Regions from separate parts of the Homo sapiens genome. Here region 2 is linked to region 1. The links are chromatin loops, found by intact Hi-C in ENCODE. Cell type or tissue: heart left ventricle. All regions are shown on one strand. Each heading gives the region's core, and the rest is flanking DNA. Links, peaks and the distances in the headings are about the cores only. Region 1 holds the start of LOC124901415 (histone-lysine N-methyltransferase SETMAR-like). Region 2 overlaps NMBR (neuromedin B receptor).

The links. A loop is a pair of places that touch in the nucleus more often than their neighbours do. Peaks named below come from ENCODE experiments on the same cell type or tissue, not always from the same donor. Only the 100,000 strongest peaks of a DNase experiment are listed, where the experiment ranks them.
Region 2: it touches region 1 in a loop (4-fold over the local background); 47 of 110 quality-filtered maps call a loop at or near these places.

What each region holds. Positions count from the first base shown.
Region 1 is chr6:141,679,712-141,690,970 of GRCh38, forward strand. LOC124901415 (histone-lysine N-methyltransferase SETMAR-like) reads right to left here and starts at 7,457. Exons shown (of 1, transcript XM_047419639.1): 1 at 6,387-7,457. The coding sequence starts at 7,178. The coding sequence ends at 6,690. In heart left ventricle, for the core only: no CTCF peak of the experiment used is centred there; no DNase peak of the experiment used is centred there.
Region 2 is chr6:142,097,826-142,109,084 of GRCh38, forward strand. All of the region lies in intron 1 of NMBR (neuromedin B receptor), which reads right to left. Among named protein-coding and RNA genes, the nearest start is that of GJE1, 29 kb to the right of the region's middle. In heart left ventricle, for the core only: no CTCF peak of the experiment used is centred there; no DNase peak of the experiment used is centred there.

The DNA.
Region 1 (11,259 bases), core at 2,166-10,165:
AGTTCTGTTTAGAAATCACTCCAATGATAGTTTTTATATTTTATTTTCACATGGAAAATCAGTCAGATTGCTTCAGCCTCAAAGAGTGTGCTTATGTAAAATTAAATGAGCACTGGCAGCAAGATGCATTTTTGTTTTCTTAACGGAAAAAGGGTTAACAACAGGGGAAACTGTGGGCAGGGATGATGAAGAAGGAAGTACATGGGAACTCTGTACTTTTTGCCCAATGTTATTGTAAACCTAAAACTGCTCAGAAGACAGTCTGTTAATTAATTTTTAAAAATCTATATGTATACTTCTCAAACAGAGGATGTCTAGTGTTTTCATCTTTTGACAATAAGCATTTATTTCTTCATGCAAAATGTTAAAGTTTACACTGTGGAATTTAAATTACAACTATAATTATTTGATGCTTAACATTTATCTACATTTCTCTGCTATGAATGTACAAGAACGCTTGTACATTAAGATTTTCCTGAAGACAACCTAATATTTAAAGTTTTACTTGTAATAAGATAAAAATAATAAATATTGACCTATTTATTGGGCACTTTCTCTGTTACAGATACTGTGTTAAGTACTTTATCTGCATCATATAAAGCATATTCATAACTTCTAAGAAAGAAATTATTATCCAGAATGTCTTCTAATCTGAATGATATTTATGTACTCATAACTCAAATAACTATGAAAACAGAATATAATGAATTATTTTAACTTCATTTAGAAATTAATGATTTAATAATAGTACATATCCTGAGTTGTGTATTTCTGTTTAACAAGAAAAATGACTAAGATACAGTTGTGTTAAATGCTCATTCATAATACTTCTTATAAATATTAGACATTTATAATATTAACTAGACATATTAAACACTGTTAAGTCAGTAATTCAACTCAAAATTCACAGGAGACTACTATTGGTGCTCTGTCATTATTTCTGAAACTGGAATTATTTATGTAGTGAAAGTATCCAATATTTTTCCATCTATTTCATTTTAAATCTCTGTGTTATATAATATACTTATTGCAAGATTATTAAATTGCAAACAACAGAGGGCTTAGAGAAATTACGCCTTGGATATCATCCTAGAAAATGTCAGACTTTTTGAAAATTAGGGATATTTATGTGGAATATACTTTATTTGAAATAACACAAATATGCTATTTTCAGGTTAGTTTTGTAGAACATTCAGAAAATGAGGAAGTTATATATGTCAAGAATAACTGATGGCTTAATCCAATGCTATCATTGGGCATATGAACAAAAAGAATATGAGAAGTCACGGTTCATTGTAACATAATCAAATGACACTGCCCCTCTAGGGCAAAAAGAGGCACTATGAGATAATTTACTTTGGTTAAAAGCAAACAAACAATGAACGAAAAAAAAGTCAGAAATCATTTCAAAATAAAATGTTTAAACAATACATATATTTTTGATCCATGGCAGCCATGGTGACTTTACCTGCTACACTGATGTTTTCTAAATGAGAAAAGATAAAGAGCAAAAAGAGCACTATAAAGTAATTGACTCTGATTAGAAACAAACAATGAACCCAAAAGGAAAAGCCTTCTCTATTGATTTTATTTTCTGTCTGACATTTTGTAATTTATCTTTCAAATTTCCATTCTAGGAGTGTAGTCACATCACAAATAACAGCATCAAAATGGAAAGATATTGGATTCATAATAAATTGCTGCTGTATAAAGGCATTCAAGCTTTGGTTTTTGGCCCTCCGTGGTTATTCAGTTTATCTACTCCATCACAATATAGGATATAGGATATTTTAAAGAAAATATATCAACTCAATTTTTGGTTTGGGCAATACCTTCTGGTAATAAGTTGTTTTGTCATATGATCTTGTGTGATCCTACATAACTTTATAACTACTCAAATATTCCAATTCAAAAAGTGAAACACAGAATCTCACTTTATAAAGTAATGACTTCTTTAAAAGAAGGTAAATATTAAATTATCCAAAATACTAATTCACCAAAACAACTAGTTTTTAATTAAAAGTTATTTTGAATCACAAAGTTCCCCAAATAACTTCAAACAGTATACTAGAAATCTTGAAAATATAAATTATTGCTGTTTTTATTCAATAAGAAATATTTGTAAGGTATTTTGTTTTTTGGTTTTGTCTATTTTTTATTTGTATTTTATTTTTAATTTTTTTAATTTTTAATTTCAATTTTAAAAATTGTAAATGTCTCTTCTTATCTTGAAAAATCAGTGTAGCAGTCATCAGGTGAAGTCATCATGGCTGCTATGAATCCAAAAATATGCATTTTTTAAATATTGTATTTCAAAATTATTTCTGACTTATCAAAAAGTTGTTAAAATATTTAAAATATGACCGTATTTTGTTCACTGCACTTCACAAATGTTGTTAGCATATTTTTCCACTTTATCATTTCTGTGGGGGCTGGTGGGGGAGGTAAGTTTGAGCACTGAATGGCATATGACATATGGGAAATTTTGATCTGGAGCCAAATATTCTGAACACTAACTGAGGTTCAAAATAAACTTTACTAAATTCTGAAAAAGTGCATAATTCATGTCAGGCTATAAAATATAACCCATCAGTACATCTACTTTTTTGAAAATTTTTATTAAATATTCTTAAGTATCTAGAATGATGTGGAATGTTCCGGAAAAGCTTTCTTAAATTGTCTTTGTTTAGGGTTACTAATTATTTATACACTTAGTATTTGTAAATAATTGAGAGCAAGGTATTAACATTGGATCAAAATATTTTACCATCTTTAATACTAGCAAAGTTGTCTTCCTGTATAGCCAAATTTAGCCCAGGGATCTACCAAACACTGATTCATCAATTTAGTAATAACCAGGGAAGCTGGAGAAAAAAATGGCTTGCCAAAGCATGCCTATTTACTAACCACTAGAGGAAATCAAGGGCCAGCCTGATCCCTTCTTAAAATCCATGAAACAAGGAAGAAGGAAAAGAGAGAGACAGCACCTATAGACTATGTTGTCTATGTTTTATGTGCTCAAAAAGTTATGTATTAGCCTATTTGTATGGCTCAGGTGATATTGGTCTCTGCTCATTGGCAAGCAGATCATTCATTCATTCCTCTTACCAAGGGAGGAGCAAGCGGAGGGAAGAGAAAAACTTGCCATGAGGTGATAACTTCCTCCAGGGCCATAAAAAATCTATGATAAGTTGAAATGGGTTCTTGCATCAAATATACTCCTATTTTGATGTAATATATTATCTGTAGCAATTACAGTTATTTGCCAATTATTTGAAGAAAACAAAAGAGAGAAAACTTTAAATTGTTCCAGTTTGGTGAAAAGGTATTCTGAATAATAATATTCCCACATCTATTACTTTTCTGATCCATTGTTCTCAAGAAAAACACAGAAATAGATTAATGGATAATATTATATTTGTCAAAATATGATTTTGTAAATGTTTTCTCAGAAATTTTGATTGATTTCTGATCAGTTGACACCACAGAACACCTGGCAATCTGATTGGGTTGCTATTGGGTGCATCTCCATCTAGGGTCTGCACATTTTTCACATTATCTCTTTGTCTATTGTCAACTCTTCACATCTTCATATAATTTTAAACCAAATAAGGTCGTTTCTTTTAACAAGCCCCTAAATCAGACTAATTAGGTTTTCTGACATTTTCTGAAGTTGCAGGGCATTGTGGCAGGTGAAATTGCTACTACAATGAATTTCAAAACTCTCAACAGAGCAAGCTAATATATATATCTCCTATAGACAGGGATAATACAGTATTCTTGGTTAAAAGGCAATCCAGAAAAGCAACTAGAATTAAAAAAACTATAAGATAGAAAAATATTTTTTATTAATTTCAAAAAAGCATTTTAGAAATAGGCCTAAGGCCAAGCAATAAAAGCAGAAATGAAAATAAACTGAACAACTGAACAAGGCCCTTGATAAAATAAAGAAACTTTACTTTATGGTTTAATTAGAAAATATTATGCATTGAGAAAAGGGAGAAAAGCAAGTTATGTTGGTAAAGCTTTCTTCCAGCTTAATTAAATATTATATATGTTTTCACTTTGTTTCATTCTTTCTGAATTGAAAGGTAAACATTTATTTATTTCTTCAGTGTTCCATGAAACGAAGACATTGTTGCATACATAAATATAACTGTTACATGTTTGATTATGAAGCCTTTGTTTTATTCAAACCTATTTGAATTCAAAGCTGTTTTAGGAGGAAACCAAACTATAGTGAAATGAAAACATAACCATGTTTTCAGAAAGCTTAATATATGTCCAGCTCATAGATCCTATTTATTTAAAAGATTTACTCCAATAAGTACTTTCAATATTCTTTACATAATCAATTTGCACTTTCCTGCTGTCATTGCCTTTTAATTTTAAGTAATTCCAAATTTTATTAACTTTATCTAATTATTAAAAACTAGAATGAGCTGTACATTGTAAGAGTGGTAAGATATTTATATTCTTGAATGTAAAATGTAATGTATTTTAGACTTAGCACATATAACCAGCAAGCAAAAATGTTGGTGATTAACTCAAGTTATAAGGAATTAAATTAAATGAGCTTTCTTGTGTTCCCAAATATATTTTGTTTAAATTTCTGAAAAGTAATGTTATCCAGAATATCAGGAGAAGACAGTTTGATTGAGAAGGTAAAAAGCCAGCTGGAAGTTGAAGGTTGCACATTATGCACAATTGCTTGACTCCTCTTATGTTCACATGGACTGAAACAAGGGAAATATTTGTAACTCCAATACTCAGGAGTGGGCTTGGCACATAGATGATGCCCACAGACTGTTGCTCAATAAGAGCTGTTAATGAATTTTTATTTTTATTTTGTCAGAAAGGTAACCGAATTTGTAAATATGAATTACAACTTCTCTTCTTAATACTAACAGATTTGTTGTACATAGGAAGTTAAATTGGTTGTTAAACTTTTACAAATTATTTGTTTATGGACTTGAAATTTAAATTTCTGATTATATTATATTATGCAAATAAAAATAGTGATAAAAATAAAATACTGAACCTAGAGAAAGCTATTAAAAAATCCCATTGTAGAAGTTAGTTTTTAAAATGTTCATAGGATGAATATTTTTTTAAATTAAACAAAGATTGTGAACTTTAGCAAGGTTATCTATCTTCCAGAATTCTGTTTGATTTAAATTGTAAGCCATATTTTTACAATATCATTTGCTATATGCTATGTATGAAAAGAAATATTATCACCTCGATCAGATTCCAGCATGATTAGCAACTCTTATTTTTATGCCACGTACATACACACATGATCTCTGGGACTAGAACTTCAAAAGGAAATCTACGGGGCATGGAAAACAGTGGTCTTCTCAGCTAATCTCCCAAAATACAGAGCAGAGCAAAAAAAAAAAAAAAAAAAAAACAAAAAAAAACTGTTTCTCGTGGAAAAAAAAAATTATATTTAAAGAAAGTGTAGTTCATATCATTGTCATCTGGTGACGCTGACGTTTGAGAAAATTGTTTTGTTTTTACCTGATTAAATACTACAGCTTTGCCAAATAAGAGGATTTAGCCAAAGATCCAAGATATGAAAAATTTGGAGCACCTGTTTCCCAGCTGAATATGAGAGAAATTGATTCAATATTTTAAAAAATAACTTTATATAACAAAGTATTATTTCCATCTATAAGGATGCACTTATTGCAAGTAAAGAACTAGCTTTTAACACAATGGTAGAGTTGTGCAACTATCACGAACATCAAGTTTTAGAACATTTCCATTACCCCCCAAAATTTATTCTGCCCATTTGAAGTGAATTCCTGCTCTCACCTCCAGTCTCAGGCAACAACTGATCTGAGTCTGTCTCTACAGATTTGCCTTTTCTGGGAAATTCATGTAAGTTGAATCATACAGCATAAGTCTTTTGTAACAGACTTCTGTAGCTTAGCAAAATATTTTTGAGATAATTCATACTGTGCTATGTTTCAGTACTTTACTCTTTTTCATTGCTGAATAACATTCTACTGGACAGATAAGCTATAGTGTGCTGATGGACATTTAAATTGTTTCCAGTTATGGTATTAAGAATAATATTTCCATGAGCATTAACATCCAAGTTTATTTGTGGAAATATATTAATTTAATTTTTATTGGTTGGATGCCCAAGAGTGGAATTGGTAGACTGTATGGTAAATGTTTAACTTTTTAAGTAGATGCCAAAGTATTTTCCAAAATGGTTGTGTCAATTTACTTAATGAGTAGCAACATTTAAGGACTCCAATCTCCCCACATCCTCACCAGCACTTCCCATTGTCTGTCTTTTTGATTATAGCCATCACAGAGGGTGGAAAGTAGCAGGGCATTTTCGGTTTTGGACTGCGAATTTTAAATCATAATTAGGCTCAAGCACATCTTTATTAATCAAAATAAGAACGATTACAATCAACACATTTTTGCCAACAAGAAATAAGTTTGCTTATTCCCGTAGTGTACAATTCCGTACTTAGGGATTCGACAAAGTCTTGGAAAGCATTTTCTGCATGCTGCTGGTTGTGGTAGCATTTACCCTGCAAAAAATTGCCGAGATGCTTGAAGAAGTGGTAGACGGTGTGTCAGAGGTCAGGTGAATATCGCAGATGAGGCAAAACTTTGTAGCCCAATTCGTTCAACTTTTGAAGTGTTGGTTGTGCGATGTGTGGTCAGGTGTTGTCGTGGAGAAGAATTGGGCCCCTTCTGTTGACCAATGCCAGCTGCAGGTATTGCAGTTTTAGATGCATCTCATCGATCTGCTGAACATACATCTCAGATGTAATGGTTTCGCCAGGATTCAGAAAGCTGTAGTGGAGCAGACCGGCAGCAAACCACCAAACACTGACCATAACTCTTTTTGGGTGCGAATTTGGCTTTCGGAAGTGCTTTGGAGCTTCTCGATCCAACCACTGAGCTGGTGGTCGCCCGTTGTCACGGTTGTCATATAAAATCCACTTTTCATTGCACGTCAAAATCCGATTGAGAAATGCTTCATCATTGTTCGATAGAATAAAAGAAAACATTTCAAAATGACTTTTTTGATTTTTGGTCAGCTCATGAGGCACCCACTTATCGAGCTTTTTCACCTTTCCAATTTGCTTGAAATGCCAAACAACCATAGAATGGTCGATGTTGAGTTCTTGGGCAACTTCTCGCATAGTTGTAAGAGGATCAGCTTCAATGATTGCTCACAATTGGTTATTGTCAACTTCTGATGGCCGACAACTGTGCTTCTCATCTTCAAAGTTCCCATCCCCTTTGTAAAGCTTCTTGAACCACCACTGCCCTGTACATTCATTAGCAGTTCCTGGGAAAATGCGTTGTTGTTGTTGCGAATTGTCTCTGCTGCTTTACGACCCATTTTGAACTCAAATAAGAAAATCGCTCAAATTTCCTTTTTGTCTGGCATCATTTCAAAAGTGTAAAATAAATGTAAAATAAACAGCAAGTAAGAAGTCATTAGCAAAAAAGAATAAAGTGAGAAACACACATTGAAATGATGTATAACATAACCACATTTATTTAAGAATGTATTCCAATATCAAATGACAAATTTCAACAATGCAAAAACCTCAATTGCTTTTGCACCAACCTAATATATGTATCCCTCAAACAACTAACTATACTTAGCATCTCTCAATGTGCTCACTGCCCATTTTTATATCTTCTTTGAAGAAGTCTCTCTTTAAATGTGTTTTTTAAAGGAATTTTCTTGTTAATATTGAATTACAGTTATAGGAATTTTTATATCTTCAAGATATAAGTGCTTTATTAGAAATATGACTTGCAAGTAATTTCTCCCAGTCTATAGTTTATGTTTTCATGTTCTTACCAGTAAAATATTAATTCTTTGTCATACAAACATAAACAAATTTTATTAATCTAGCAAGTAGAAGTAACTTGGAAGTCATACTTGCAATATTAAGGAGAACTTACTGTTTCAACCTAGTCCTTCAAGAACTAAAATGTAAAAAAGTTAAATAGTAATTGCCATTATAAATATAGTTATATTTCCTAAATATTGTGAATTTTTAAAATGATTTTTATAGGCTACGTGTAAGTCTTGAAATAATTTTAAAATTATGTAATGAAAATAAATTAAGGTCTATTTGGGGTATTCATCCATGAATTCTTCACAACTAAACTAATATTAGTTAATATTAGCAAACTTATACTTATTAACACTTAATTTAGGTTTATCTCAAGCATGAAAATGCTAAGTAATTTGAAACTAAAATGTATGAACTAGAAACTGAAAGTTATTAAATTCTTTGCATCAAAAATATAGTAGTTAAGTCTTGTTTTTAAAGAACCCTATAGAACTACTCAGGTTCTCAGTTTTCGGTTCTAAAATTCTTAATTTCTCACACTTGTTAATCAATAAGAATGCTTGTGTTTATAAATTACTATATGTATGGTTGTCACATGAGAGAAAAGTGAAGTGACTAAGGTTTAATCTCAAACATCTCATTTTGCCATTCCTCCATTACATTCAAGAACATACCACTTCCACCCAGCTAGAAATCTGTACTTGGAGTTATCCTTTTGTTGTATAAGATTACTAATTACTGAGGACTGTGGTTCTCAATGCAGAAAATTTGACCTTGGTTTGTACTTTTTATTAAAATGGAGCTTTCCATGTTGCATGCTAGGCAGAAGTTAGAACTATAAGGTCATACTTCAAGTAGCTTAATCCATCTAACAGACCTGGATAACTCAAACAGCTAGCTAATGTTTGTGTTTCCCAGTACAACATTTAACATGATACTATTTTTCTTACCTATGTTATTTATGATATGTAGTGTGGTTTATACTTGGTAAGCAAGTGAATAAATAAATGTCCCAGAGGCCAAGTGGAGAGAATTATTGGATTATATTAGGTCAGATGGGGTGGGGAAGGAAGGAAGGTTACTTTGTGAACAACAAGTTGTCGTTTCTGTACCACATATTTAATTATATTATGTAGGTGGGTCCCTTCCAAATTCATATATGCGTAGACATTTTTCTCAACATAATGTTTTCACGTCCATGAATGGTATCAATCAGAAAACTAATCTGGCAGAACCAGATTAATTAGATTAACCAGATTAATAGTGGGCAGAACTACCTTGTGTCACTCCCATAATCACATTACATTATATAGCCAAAAATAGATTATTTAGGTGAATTTAATATAATCACCTGAGACCTTAAAACGGAGAATTTTTCAGCCAGTGGGGAGGGAAGTTAAAAGCACAAGAAAGACTTGATATGTCACTGATGCTTGAAGATCAAAAGGACCGTGTGTAAAATATAAGAAAGTGAAATTTGAAGAAGAAACCCCCACACTGCATATTTAGCCTGGTGAGACCTTGAACAGAGAACTGAGTATACTCAGTCATGGTATACTGAGTTTCAGGTCTACTGAAACTGGAAAAGAATGAATCTGTGTTGTTTCAAGCTGCTTCATATGTTATGAAGCCAAAGAAAACTAGTAGGTCATGTTGACCCACTGTCTTTTCTCTTTTTCAAGGGAAAAACAGAAATACATCAAATTTGTAACTGAAACTTTTAGGACTGTGATATGGTTTGTCTCTGTGTCCCCACCCAAATCTCAGGTTGAATTCTAATCCTCCTGTGTCAGGGAAGGGGACTAGTGGGAGGTGGCTGGATCATGGGGGTGGATTTCCCCCTTGCTGTTCTCCTGATAGTGAGTGAGTTTTCATGAGACCTGATGGTTTAAAAGTGTATGGCTATCTTCACTCTCTCTCTCTCTCTCCTGCTCTGCCGTGGTAAGATGTGCTTGCTTCCCCTTCACCTTCTACAATGATTGTAAGTTTCCTGAGGTCTCCCAGCCATGCTTCCTGTACAGCCTGTGGAACGGTGAGTCAATTAAATCTCTTTTCTTCATAAATTAGCCAGTCACAGGTAATTCTTTATAGCAGTCTGAGAACAAACTAATACAGAATGCAATGAAGAAAATTATATCTGTGTTTAGGAGATCTGATTGTTTAAAAGTGTGTGGCACCTCCCCCTACTCTCGCTTGCTCCTGCTTTTGCCATGTGATGTGCAATCTCCTGCTTCACCTTCCTCCATGATTGTAAGCTTTCGAAGTCCTCCTGAGAAGCAGAAGCCAGTGCCATGCTTCCTGTACAGCCTGCAGAACAGTGATTCAATTAAACCTCTTTTCTTTATAAATTACTCAGTCTCAGATATTTCTTCATAGCAATGCAAGAACAGACTAATACAAGTACAAAAAGTTTTTCATCTAAGATCAAAAATAACCTAAGCCTTTTCCTAAATTATCTATCATAAAGTTCAATTAATAAATTAAGTTCAGTAAAAGGTTAACAACAGTACCTAATAATAAAATAGAACAAATATAACAAAAAAACAAAGAAGCAAGAATGCCAAATATTAACACTTTTGGTTTATCATCACAAGAGAAGTCACAGCCAGCATAAACAGGCAACACATAAAATAAAATAAAGTAAGTATAAGGTAGGAATTGAAAGGGAAAGTAAATTTTCTTTTTCACAAATAACGTAATTGTGTATGTCTATATATAAGCCATTTAGATTTAATGAATGAATTTATCAAGGTTAACAAAATGTAAAAATACAAAAGTCAATTGTATTTTTACAAAACACTAAAAAGTACAGAAAATGAAATCTTATAAATGATATTATTTAACATTAATTATATAAGGTACCTGGAAATAAATCTATAGAAATGTGTGTGATAATAGAAGATCTACAGCAATGAGAACTTTACTTTGTTCATAAAATAGAAATATAAAAATTGAATAGATAGCATTTCTCCACAAATTTATGTCAATTATTTTGTGGAAATTGACAAGCTGTGTCTAAAATTTATATAGAAATGCATTTAGTTAAATCAACCAAGGCAAACTTGGAAAAGTAAAGACATGCTTAGCTATTGGAAAACAACTGGGAAAATATATAAAAGGTATATAGATTGAGAAGAAATAAATAACACTGTCTTTGTTCGCAGACATTATTGTCTACGTAGGAAACCCAAAAGGATAGGCAGAAAACCTCCTGGAACTAAGCAGCAGTTACAGCAGGGTTGCAGAATACAAGCTTAAGACAAAGCAGTAAATTGCTTTCCTATAGAGCAGTGATGAAGAAGTATATTTGAAATTAAATATCAGTACTCTTTACAAAATAATGCCCCAAATAAAATACTTAAGTATAAATATTACAAAATATGTACGAGGTTCTATATAAGGGAAACTA
Region 2 (11,259 bases), core at 2,221-10,220, 420 kb after region 1:
GAAGTTGCATATTAAGGAGAGACATGAAAAACATAAAAAGACATACATTAAATTTTACAGAAGAAAAAAGTCATAAAAATAAACTTCATAAAATTAGCAGCAGAAAAAAACACTGCAGGAGAAAAGGTAAGGTAATTTCTCAATGTAGTAGTAGAAAGTATCCAAAACAAAATATACAGAGAAAATGACTGGGGAAAAAAATGAATAAAGTGTGCACTCTGGAAAACTTTAAGTGGCCCAATGTGACTACAGTTGGATCTCCAAAGGACAGAAGAAAAAAAGAACAGAAGAAAAAATACTTGAAGAAAAAACAGCCCCAATTTTTTCATAGTTAATGAAAGCTAAACCCTTCACATCCAAGAGGCTCAGCAAACCCCAGGCAGAAGAAACACAAAGAAAAATTTGCCAAGATGAGAAACTCGAAACTATCTTGCTAACATCGGGGATGAAGAAAAATGTGTACTCTCACCATTCCTTTTCAATTTTGTACTGGAAGTTCTCATCAATGCAATAAGACAAGAAAAAGACATAGGGTGATATTGATTGTGAAGGAAGAAATAAAACTGTCTTTGTTAACAAATAACATGATTATCTATTAGAAAATCTGAAAGAATCAACAAAAGACTCTTGCAACTAATAAGTAACCATGGAGAGGTTGCCAAATAAAAATTAATATACAAAAGTAAATCACTTTCCTATATACCGTCAATTACTAAGTGGAATTTGACACTGAAAACATTAAAAAATTTACAGTCACCCTGAAATATGAAGTACTTAGACTAAATCTAACAAAATTTGCATGATCCATAAAAGGAAAATTACAAAACTGAAGAAAATTGGAGAACTAAATAAATAAAAAGATATTCCATATTCATGGATTGGAAAACTCAAGTTTTCCTTGTCAAGTTGTAAGTTCTTTTCACCTTCATCTATAAATTCAATGCTATCTTAATCATAATCCCAGAAAGGTAATCTGTGGATATCAGCAAAGCGATGATAACAGGCACAAGATTCAGAATAGTCAACACAATTTTGAAGGAGAACAAAGTTGGAAGACTGACACTACCTTATTTCAAGACTTATTATAAAGCTACAGTAATCAAAACAGTATGGATATTAATGAAAGAATAGACAAATAGATCAATGGAAGAGACCAGAGAGCCCAGAAATGGACCCACATAAATACAGCCAACTGCTCTTTGACAAGGAACCAAAGGGTAAACATTGGAACCAAGATTAGTCCTTTCAACACATGGTGCTGGAACAACAGGATGTTCTCATGCGAAAGAAATGAACCTAGACATAGAGTTTACACCCTCCACAAAAATTCACGAAAAGTAGATCACAGACCTATATGTAAACCACAAAAATTATAAAATTCCTGGAAGATCACATAGAAGAAAATCTAGATGAACTTGTGTATTCGTTCGTTTTCACACTGCTATAAAGAACTAACTGAGACTGGGTAATTTATAAAGAAAAGATGTTTAATTGACTCATAGTTCCACAGGCTTAACAGGAAGCATGACTGGGAGGCCTCAGGAAACTTACAATCATGTCATAAGGAGAAGGCAAGGCAAAGACCTTCTTCACATGGTGGCCGAAAAGAGACAGAGTGTGAAGGGGAAGTGCCACACACTTTCAAACGAGCAGATCTTTTGAGAGCTCACTCACTATCATGAAAACAACAAGGGGGAAGTATCCCCCTTGATTCAATCATCTCCCACCAGGCCCCTCCCCCGACATGTGCAGATTGCAATTGGAGATGGGATTTTGCTGGGGACACAGAGACAAACCATATCAACTTGGGTATATCGATGACTCTTAAGATACAAAACTGAAGAGATAATCCAAGAAAAAAATAATTGATCAGCTATACTTAATAACTTATTCAAAACTAAAAATTCTGCTTTGCAAATGACACTGTCAAGACAATAAGCAGGCTAAAGACTAGGATTTATGATCCAACACATACAAGTATCACGTAGAACTCTTACAGCTCAAGATATCAAAAATACACAAATAATTTTTAAAATTCATCAGTAAAAAAATAAAAAATCCAATGAAAAAGAGGACAAAACACCTTAATAGACATCTCACCAAAGAAGATACACAAGTGTAAATAAGCATATAAAAAGTTGCTTACATCATGCCATTAAGCAATTGCAAATTAAGACAACAAGATACCCCTATACATTTATTAAAATGGCACAACATTACAACTTTATTCAAAACACTGCCAACTTTAAATGCTGAGCAGGATGTGGAACAATAGGAATTCTCATTCACTAATGGTGAAAACGCAAAATTTGGAAGACAGTTTGGCAGTTTCATACAAAATTAAACATACTCTTACTATGTTATTCATCCATCACACTCCTTCCTGTTTACCCAAAATATTTGAAAACATATGTCCACACAAAAACCAACACATGGATGTTTATAACAGCTTTATTCATAATTGCTAAAAGTTGGAAGAAAGATGTCCTTTAGTAGGTGAATGAATAAATAAACGGTGGTACAACCAGATGATTGGATGTTATTCAGCCCTAAGAAAAATGAGATATCCAGCCATAAAAAGACATTGAAGAAACTTAAATATATTTTGCTGATTGAACTAAGTCAATCTGAAAAGGCTGTGTACTGTATGATTTCAACTATATGACATCCTGGGAAATGTCAAACTACAGAGACAGTAAAATGTGCTTCCCAGGGGACTGGAGGAGGAAAGGACAAATGTGTGGATCGCAGAGGATTTTGCAGTAGTAAAACTACTCTGTATGATAATGTAATTGTAGAAATGTGTAATTATAGGTGGGTTCACACCCAGAGAATGTACAACAGGAAAATTGAACTCTAATGTAATCTATGACTGAGTAATCATGATGTCTCAATATAGGTTCAAATAATTGTAACAAATGTGCCACTTTGATGAGGAAAATTGATAATGGGAGACTATGTACGTGTGTTGGTAGAGGGTATAGGAGACATAACTATACTTTCTTCTTAATTTTGCCATTTCAAAGCAGATTTTACTGTCTTAGTCTGTTCAGACTGCTATAATAAAATACTATAAATTGGGTAGCTTATAAAAAGAGAATTGTATTTTCCACATGTCTGTTAAAAGAGAATTATTAGCCAAATTAAATTTTACAAAGTTTAAATGAGCAGAGAACAATTCACAAATCAGGTAGCCTCCTGAGCCAGAGTAGGCTCAAAGAGACTCCAGTGCAGCCATGTGGTAGAAGGAGATTTACGGACAGAAAAAGAAAAGTGATATACAGAAAACAGAAGTGAAGGAAAGAAACAACCAGATTGGTTATAGATCAGCATTTGCCTTATTTGAACATGGTTTGAATAATTGGGCCTCTTTGATTGGACCAGTCTCAATGATTAGCACAAGAGCAGGTTCCAGTCTGTTTACACTTCTATTCAGGTGATAGTTCACTAGGTACAGAGAAACCTTTATGTCAACCTTAAAATATATAAGGAAACAGCTTTTGGCTAAACTTGATTTCACAATTCCCTGTTTTGGGTCATCCTCTGAAAATTGATCATTGATCAAAATTTTATCATTGATGTCACTAGCACCATGATAAATGTACTTATTTGGTCTCAAAACCCATTGGGAAATAGCAGAACAGTGGGTTTTTTAAGGTTAGAACAAGGACTTCAGATTATTTTCTTTGTAGGGGTTAGGTTACAGGGTAGCTCTTTATGGTGGAATCTCCTGTTTACAGGAGAAAAACAAAACTTGGTTTGTTCTAGGATCGATCTTTTTCTTTAAGGTCTTAGTTTGATTATGTCAGATTTAGCATAAGTGACTCTAATTTGGTTTAAAATGGTCTGTTGGGGCCTAGGGCATGAGCTCAATCCAAAACAATGGCATCTCATAATTTTGCTTAAAAATAACCCTATTTGGTCACGTTCTCACTTAGATGAGAGAATGACCAAAACTTCAGGCCTTAGCACCACTCTCAGTTACCATCACTTTGGGTTTCTGGTCTCAGCACGTCATTTATAGGCTACAGTGCCCTCATGGTCACAGATTTTTTTCAGCTCTTGTCAATCCAGTTGAAGACAGACCATTCGACACTCTAAAGATGGCTGCATGCAAACATTTAAAACTTTTAAGAGAATATAGCACACCAGGGAGACTACTATTAAGACTATCAGGAGGATAATACCAAGAGCTTGGAGTGTGCTCCTTAGCCAGGGTTGTCATGAACCAAACCAACTACAATCAAACAGATCACAGAATGAGCTAAAGAGTCTACTTGCAGCTGGGCGCGGTGGCTCACGCCTGTAATCCCAGTACTTTGGGAGGCTGAGGCAGGCGGATCACGAGGTCAGAAGATCAAGACCATCCTGGCTAACACGGTGAATCCCCGTCTCTACTAAAAAAATACAAAAAATTAGCCAGGCATGGTGGCGGGCACCTGTAGTCCCAGCTACTCAGGAGACTGAGGCAGGAGAATGGCATGAACCCGGAAGGTGGAGCTTGCAAGGAGCCAAGATTGGGCCACTGCACTCCAGCCTGGGTGACAGAGCAACACTCTGTCTCAAAAAAAAAAAAAAAAAAAGTCTACTTGCTTTAACAAAGCAGCCTGTTCATTGATCCCCTACAACTGAATATCTATAATACCCAATGTATTTCTCCATGGGAAACAAGAAGTACAAGCAACTGCACAGATACTTCTGTTTAGCCAGTAAGTAATTTAGAGCAATTCTATTATGTAGTATAACTTTCACAAGAGAATTTAAAGTCTGTTGTGCAACCATTAAAGCCTCCTAACAATGTTCTCTTTAACCTGTGATGTAGGTTAAGAGGAGTGGAACCTATAATGTAGGTTAAGAGGAGTGAATCAGTGTTTGCTTCTCACTAATTATGAGGCAACAAATGTACCATTAAAATTTCTCACCTGCACTGGCCCTTCATCTTCCATTTATCAAGGCATAAAGTTGTCCGTGTATAAGGCTGGCTGCAAAATTCTTCACAAATAAAAATAGACCCCATGAGTGTACACAACAGATGCCCTTTTCAATTCTATTGTTCAAAGAGACATAAGCAAGGGGAAAATGGAAAGATAAGAGTCTCATGATAGCAGAGAAATCTTGATCCATGATCTTGGGGAAGAGCTGTCCATATCAAAGATGCCATCTGCTTCTGGGGAGGAACTTCCTTGGTTAGCTTTACCTTAAGGTTGTAAATGGGTGTACAGTTCCAAGAGTGCAGGGGGCCTATGTGAGTTGTGAGATAATGAACCCAAGGTTCAAGGTGCCAAAGTTTTGCTGCAATGTGGATGGCACAATGGCAGCCTTTCTCTGATACTCTGAGAAGACCATGGAGTCTAATCCTTGGGTTCTAGATTATGAAAGGGTTGATTGTCCCCAGTCAGTAGACCATGAAATGCATTCATTACCTGGTGAAAATATACTTTGGTAAAATGAGCTACTATTATAACAACAGCCCTTTTGTATGTTAAAGCTTTTATACAACCAGAAAGCATGCATTAAAAATTACAATTGAATGAAATCCTTTTATAAATGTTTAAATGGCCCATCAGGTAGCAGAAATGTACATAAAGTTTTAAAACCCAGGAATGAGTTTGATAACCAAACATTGGTCAAAAACTATTTGAGCAATTTAGAACAGCCACCAAAATAATATATTTTTTAATTTGGATAATTTTATTTATTCCATGATGGGTCATGGAATGCAGAGCTTCTAGTAACAAACACTTTAAGGACTCAGGATGAGGTGGCTGTCCAGAATCTCCATGAGTCCATTCTTAACACTAGATTTACATTTTTTAAAATACCAGTTGTTTCTCCAATTTATATGCATAGCACTGATACTGATGGGTTATAAGCAATTTGACTTGCACCATGGAGTTTATTCAAATTGTATATCTAAATATTTCAGTACTGCCTGATTTATCATGAAAATCTCACAAAGTATTTTCTTGGTATTCAGTTAATTTTTTGCCCTGCTTGGGTTAGCAGTTTTATAAACCAATTAATCAATCTTTTCATTAAAGTGTTGAAAATTCTTACCCAGTCCAAATCATATAAGCCTAAAGTTATCAGAAACTTGTATTCAAGAGTGCTTGTCAGGGTTCTTTCTATACTTTCACAAACCTCCTTAAAGATACCATACTCTAGGATTTTGTATGCTTGTAAAGCTTTCAGAAACTGCATTAGAATTAGGCAATTAACTGTGGAAATAACTGACATGTGGAAATAACTGACTATGTCGGCCATACTGGTTTGAACTACTGGCCTTAAGGTATTCTCCTGTCCTTGCCTCCCAAAATGCTGGGTTTAGAGGCATGAGCCACCACACCCAGCATAAATGGTCATAGTTAAAGACACAACTGACAAGGAAATGTGGTCATTTCTGTGGCCTACAATAACTAAATGATAATTATGGTTGATAGCACATAGCTAAACATATTAGAATTTTAGAAATTTTATACCATTTTGGAACATCTATTAATAATATATGCATTAAGATATAACTTGAAGAAGGTTGAAAATCATTTTTTATTTGGCAGTGGTTTCCACGTAATTTAACATGTCAAAACATCGGCTTCTCTCGCCTTTGGATGCTTTAGGGGCTTTCTGCAGAATCCCAAAGTTAGAGATCAAAAAAGACTTAACTTTGAAGCTGAAATTTGATTTTGGAAAGCTTGTCAAATATTTCAAAGTATTAAAACACTTGACCAAAATAGGATCACAGGTCACCATAAAATAATAGTCATTCATTTAGCCAAAGTGATAATTAAAAGATTTTTAAAAATAAAAAACCTGTACTCTTTAATGGAGAAGGCTGTTTTCCAAATAAGGAAAAGACTTAAGACAGTATGAGACAGAATCTATCTCTTCTTCTCTCCTCTCTCCCTCTCTTTTTTTGTTACAGTTTACTCAGAAAGTGAGGAAAAATGTTTGAATGTGTCTGATTAATGTCACATGCATGGATGTGAAGAGACCACCAAACAGGCTTTGTGTGAGTAATAAAGCTTTTTAATCACCTGGGTGAAGGCGGGCTGAGTCCAAAAAGAGAGTCAGCAAAGGGTGGTGGGATTATCATTAGTTCTTATAGGTTTGGGATAGGCAGTGGAGTTAGGAGCAATTTTTGTGGCAGGGGGTGGATCTTACAAAGTACATTCTCAAGGGCGGGAAGAATATTACAAAGCACCTTCTTAAGGGTGGGGGAGGATATTACAAAGTACCTTCTCAAGGGTGGAGGGTGTACTGTACAAAGTACATTAACAAGGGCGGGGGAATATCACAAAGTACATTATCGAAAGGGCGGGGAGGGGGTATTTTCACAAAGTCAGTTGGTCAGTTAGGGTGGGGCAGGAACAGATCACAATGGTGGAATGTCATCAGTTAAGGCAGGAACTGGCTATTTTCACTTCTTTTGTGGATCTTCAGTTGCTTCCGGCCATCTGGATGTATACGTGCAGGTCACAGGCGATATGATGGCTTAGCTTGGGCTCAGAGGCCTGACAATTAATACTATGTAAAATTTTTGTTCAAAAGAGAAAACCAAATTCTAGTTTTATGTTGTGTATTATCAATGTTAAAGCTTATTTTAATAAAACCTGTAAATAAATTTATAAAATCTGTCATCTTTAACCACACAAGATTTCCATAAACCTTTTGTTTTACATTTTCTCCAACTTTATATATTCATCTAGATTTATCTATTTTTTACTCCTTCAATTTGAAACCTGTAACTTCAAACTAGACAAAATTTTTAAACATGCACACATTTTTATGCCTTTATATATTTTCTCATTAAAAGCACATTTTTGTTTATACTTTTGTTTATATGTTCTGTATACAGAATTGTTTCTCTCATATTTAGTAGTTTTAGTTACATACATTAACTACAATTTTAACTTTTAGTAATCCCAATTTGTAGTGAAAACTCTAGAAAGCAATTTTGAACTGTTTGTTTTATATCACCATTTGTAGATAAAAAACATTTTATAATTTTTTTAGAAGGATGGTTCTTCAAATTAGTGCTTATTAACACCTTTTCTATAGCATTTAAAAGTAGCATGTCATTATATAGACTTAAGTTCATGTTTAATAATTTATATTTCAGTATTTTAACTTACAAATGATGTAGACATTTTATGATTATCTATTACTTAATCTAACATAATATGACTTTAAGATTTTAAATTACTGAAAATAATTTGGAACTAAACACAAGAACCCTCCCTAATGTCTTCCCCAGTCATCCTGGGTCCCAAGTAGCCATGTGGCACCCAGGAAGGTCAGGACTATGAAGGTTATGACCTGTCTGAGTCCTGAATTTACATGCTAGGTCTAAAGGGGTCAGAACAGAAGACAGAGCTGTGAAGACTGCAACTGGACAATCTAACTCTTCCCAAAATAGCAAGGAGGCAAAACAGGGAGAGCAGGGAAGAAGGGGCTCTATTGGGCTTGATTCTGGCTTGCAGTTGCTAGTCTGGGTACTGAGAACTTGTCTTGTCTCTAGACCTCATCATGTCCACCTATCCAGACCCCCAAATCCCGAGGCTCTAATCTAAAAACATAAACTCACAGTTAAATCAAGCAAGTTTCTAATTATATTTAACTGATAATTTTGAAACCATTCCTGTTTTACCAAAAACTTTTTAAGCAGCTTTATTTACTAAATAATATCACATACACATAACACATACAGACATACAAACACAGAGAAGCAATTCTTACAGCTTTTATAAAGGATTGTCATTTGCTGGCTTTTAAATAGCTTTTCTTTTCCCCATTCAGACTATCAATCTTCCAATTACTTGTTTCATTGCCCTAAGCAATTGTTAACTAGACAACAAATTTGCATTTCTAAAAAGACAACTCTTAGGTGAAACAAAAAGAATTGTATTTTGTAAGCACAGAGCTAAAATTTTAGGCCTAAATATTGTATTGCCATTTGCTCAAACTAAGGGAAAAATACAGTGCCCAAGTAAAAGTTAAGTCAAGACAAGATGGCCAGAAAAGCACCTTAAACAAAGGTATGGCTTGTGATGTAAATTTAAAACAATGGTAAGAGTTTCTAAAGTATACCAACACACATCCTTAAAAATGGAGACTTCCTTTATAGAAGTAAATTTCTTTTACAAAAGTGTTTCAAGATTGCCAGTTAAATTCCAGAAAGGTGCATTTTAGGTTCATAAGTGTTCTTGTTAACTTAGCTACTGTTTCTTAGCTAGAATTACGAGTTCAGGGCAGAGCTCATCATGAATAGGGCAAAGTATTCTCTGCCTGAACTCAGCATGGATAGATCTGAAAAAGAAGAAAGCCTAGTTTACCTGAGGGCCTATATTTTATAAACACTATCTAGGAGACCAGCCAAAGTCTATGGCATTTGAGACTTGACCCACTCTCTTTATTCCACAATAAAAAAACAAATGTCAAAGAAAGGCCTCAAAAACCAGTCTTGCAAAGGGGGCTGAATTTAATTGGATTACACTGTGGAACAATTAATGCCCCCAAGGCACTACTAAAAACTATAAAGCAATCAGCCAGCAATTCAAGGAGGCTAACAACTGGATGTAATACTTACAGTGGCAGACAAATTAATAATTAAATCAGAGAAAGAAAGAATCAAAGAGAATATTGCTAAAACCACTTCATCCCAGGGTGATGATGCACATACTCAAGGCTTCACCCTCTGAGTAGTGACATCAGAGGTTGAACATTGTGGGAAAAAATAGACATTATTGAAATGGTACACCTTGTTACTAAAAAATCCAACAAGTTCCATATACAGATTTACTACAGTATATTTTCTAAAATGTCTAGTTTTCAACAAAAAATTATGAAACATACAATGAAACTGAGTGTGACCCTTATACCGGAAAAATGTAGGCAACAAAAACTGCCTTTCAGAGAATCCAAATGTCAAACTTAGCAGAAAAAGACCTCAAAGCATCTAATATAAATATATTTAAAAAACTAAAGAACACCATAAAGAAGGGAAGAAAGGTATGAGGACAATGTCTCAACAAATAGAGACTATCAAAAAAAAAGTAAAAGTTATTTTAAAAAACAAATGGAAATTCTGCAGTTTAAAAGTACAGTACTTGGAATGAAACATTTACTAGAGTGCTCAGCAGTAGATTTGAACTGGCAGAAGAATCAGTGAAATTAAAGATAGATTGACAGAGATTATATAATCTGAAAAACAGAGAAGGAAAAAGAAAAGAAAGAAAAATAAACAGAGCCTCATAGACATGTAGAACATAATTAAGCAAACCAAAATATGCATAATGAAAGTAACAGAAGTAGAGGACAAAAAGGAATGAGCACAAAAGTTATTCAAAAAAGTAATGACTGAAAACCTTCCAAATTTGACTTAAAACCATCTATACATCAAAGAAACTCAATAAATTCCAAATAGGACAAACACAAAGAAACCTACACTTAGACATATCAAAGTAAAAATATTCACAGGCAATGATAAAATAATAAAAGCAGCATGATAAAAATGACATTTACATAAAAGGAAACACCAGTAAGGTTATGTACTAGTCTGTTCTCACACTGCTATAAAGAAATACCTGAGATTAGGTAATTTATAAAGGAAAGAAGTTTAATTGACTCACAGTTGTGCATGGCTAGGGAGGCCTCAGGAAACTTACAATCATGAGAGAAAAGGAAGCAAACACATCCTTCTTCACCTAACTGCAGAAGAGAGAAGTGCCGAGCAAAGGAGGAAAAGCCCCTTATAAAACCATCAGATCTCGTGAGAACAATTACAAGAACAGCATGGAGGTAACCGCTCCATGATTCAATTACCTCCCACCTGGTCCCTCCCACAACATGTGGAAATTATGGGAACTACAATTCAAGATGAGATCTGGATGGGGACAGAGCCACACCATATCATTCTGCCCCTGGCCCCTTCCAAATATCATGTCCGCACATTTCAAAACCAATCACGCCTTTCCAATAGTCCCCCAAATTCTTAGCTCATTCTAGCATTAACCAAAAAGTCTACATCCAAAGTCTCATCTGAGACAAGGCAAGTTCCTTTCTCCTATGAACCTGTAAAATCAAAAGCAAGTTACTTACTTCCTAGATACAATGAGAGTACCGGCATTGGATAAACACACTCACTGCAAATGGGAGAAATTGACCAAAACAAAGGGGCTACAGGCCCCATGCAAGTCTGAAATCTAATCATGCCCACCTCAGCTGATGCATGAGGTGGGCTTCCACAGCCTTGGGCAGCTC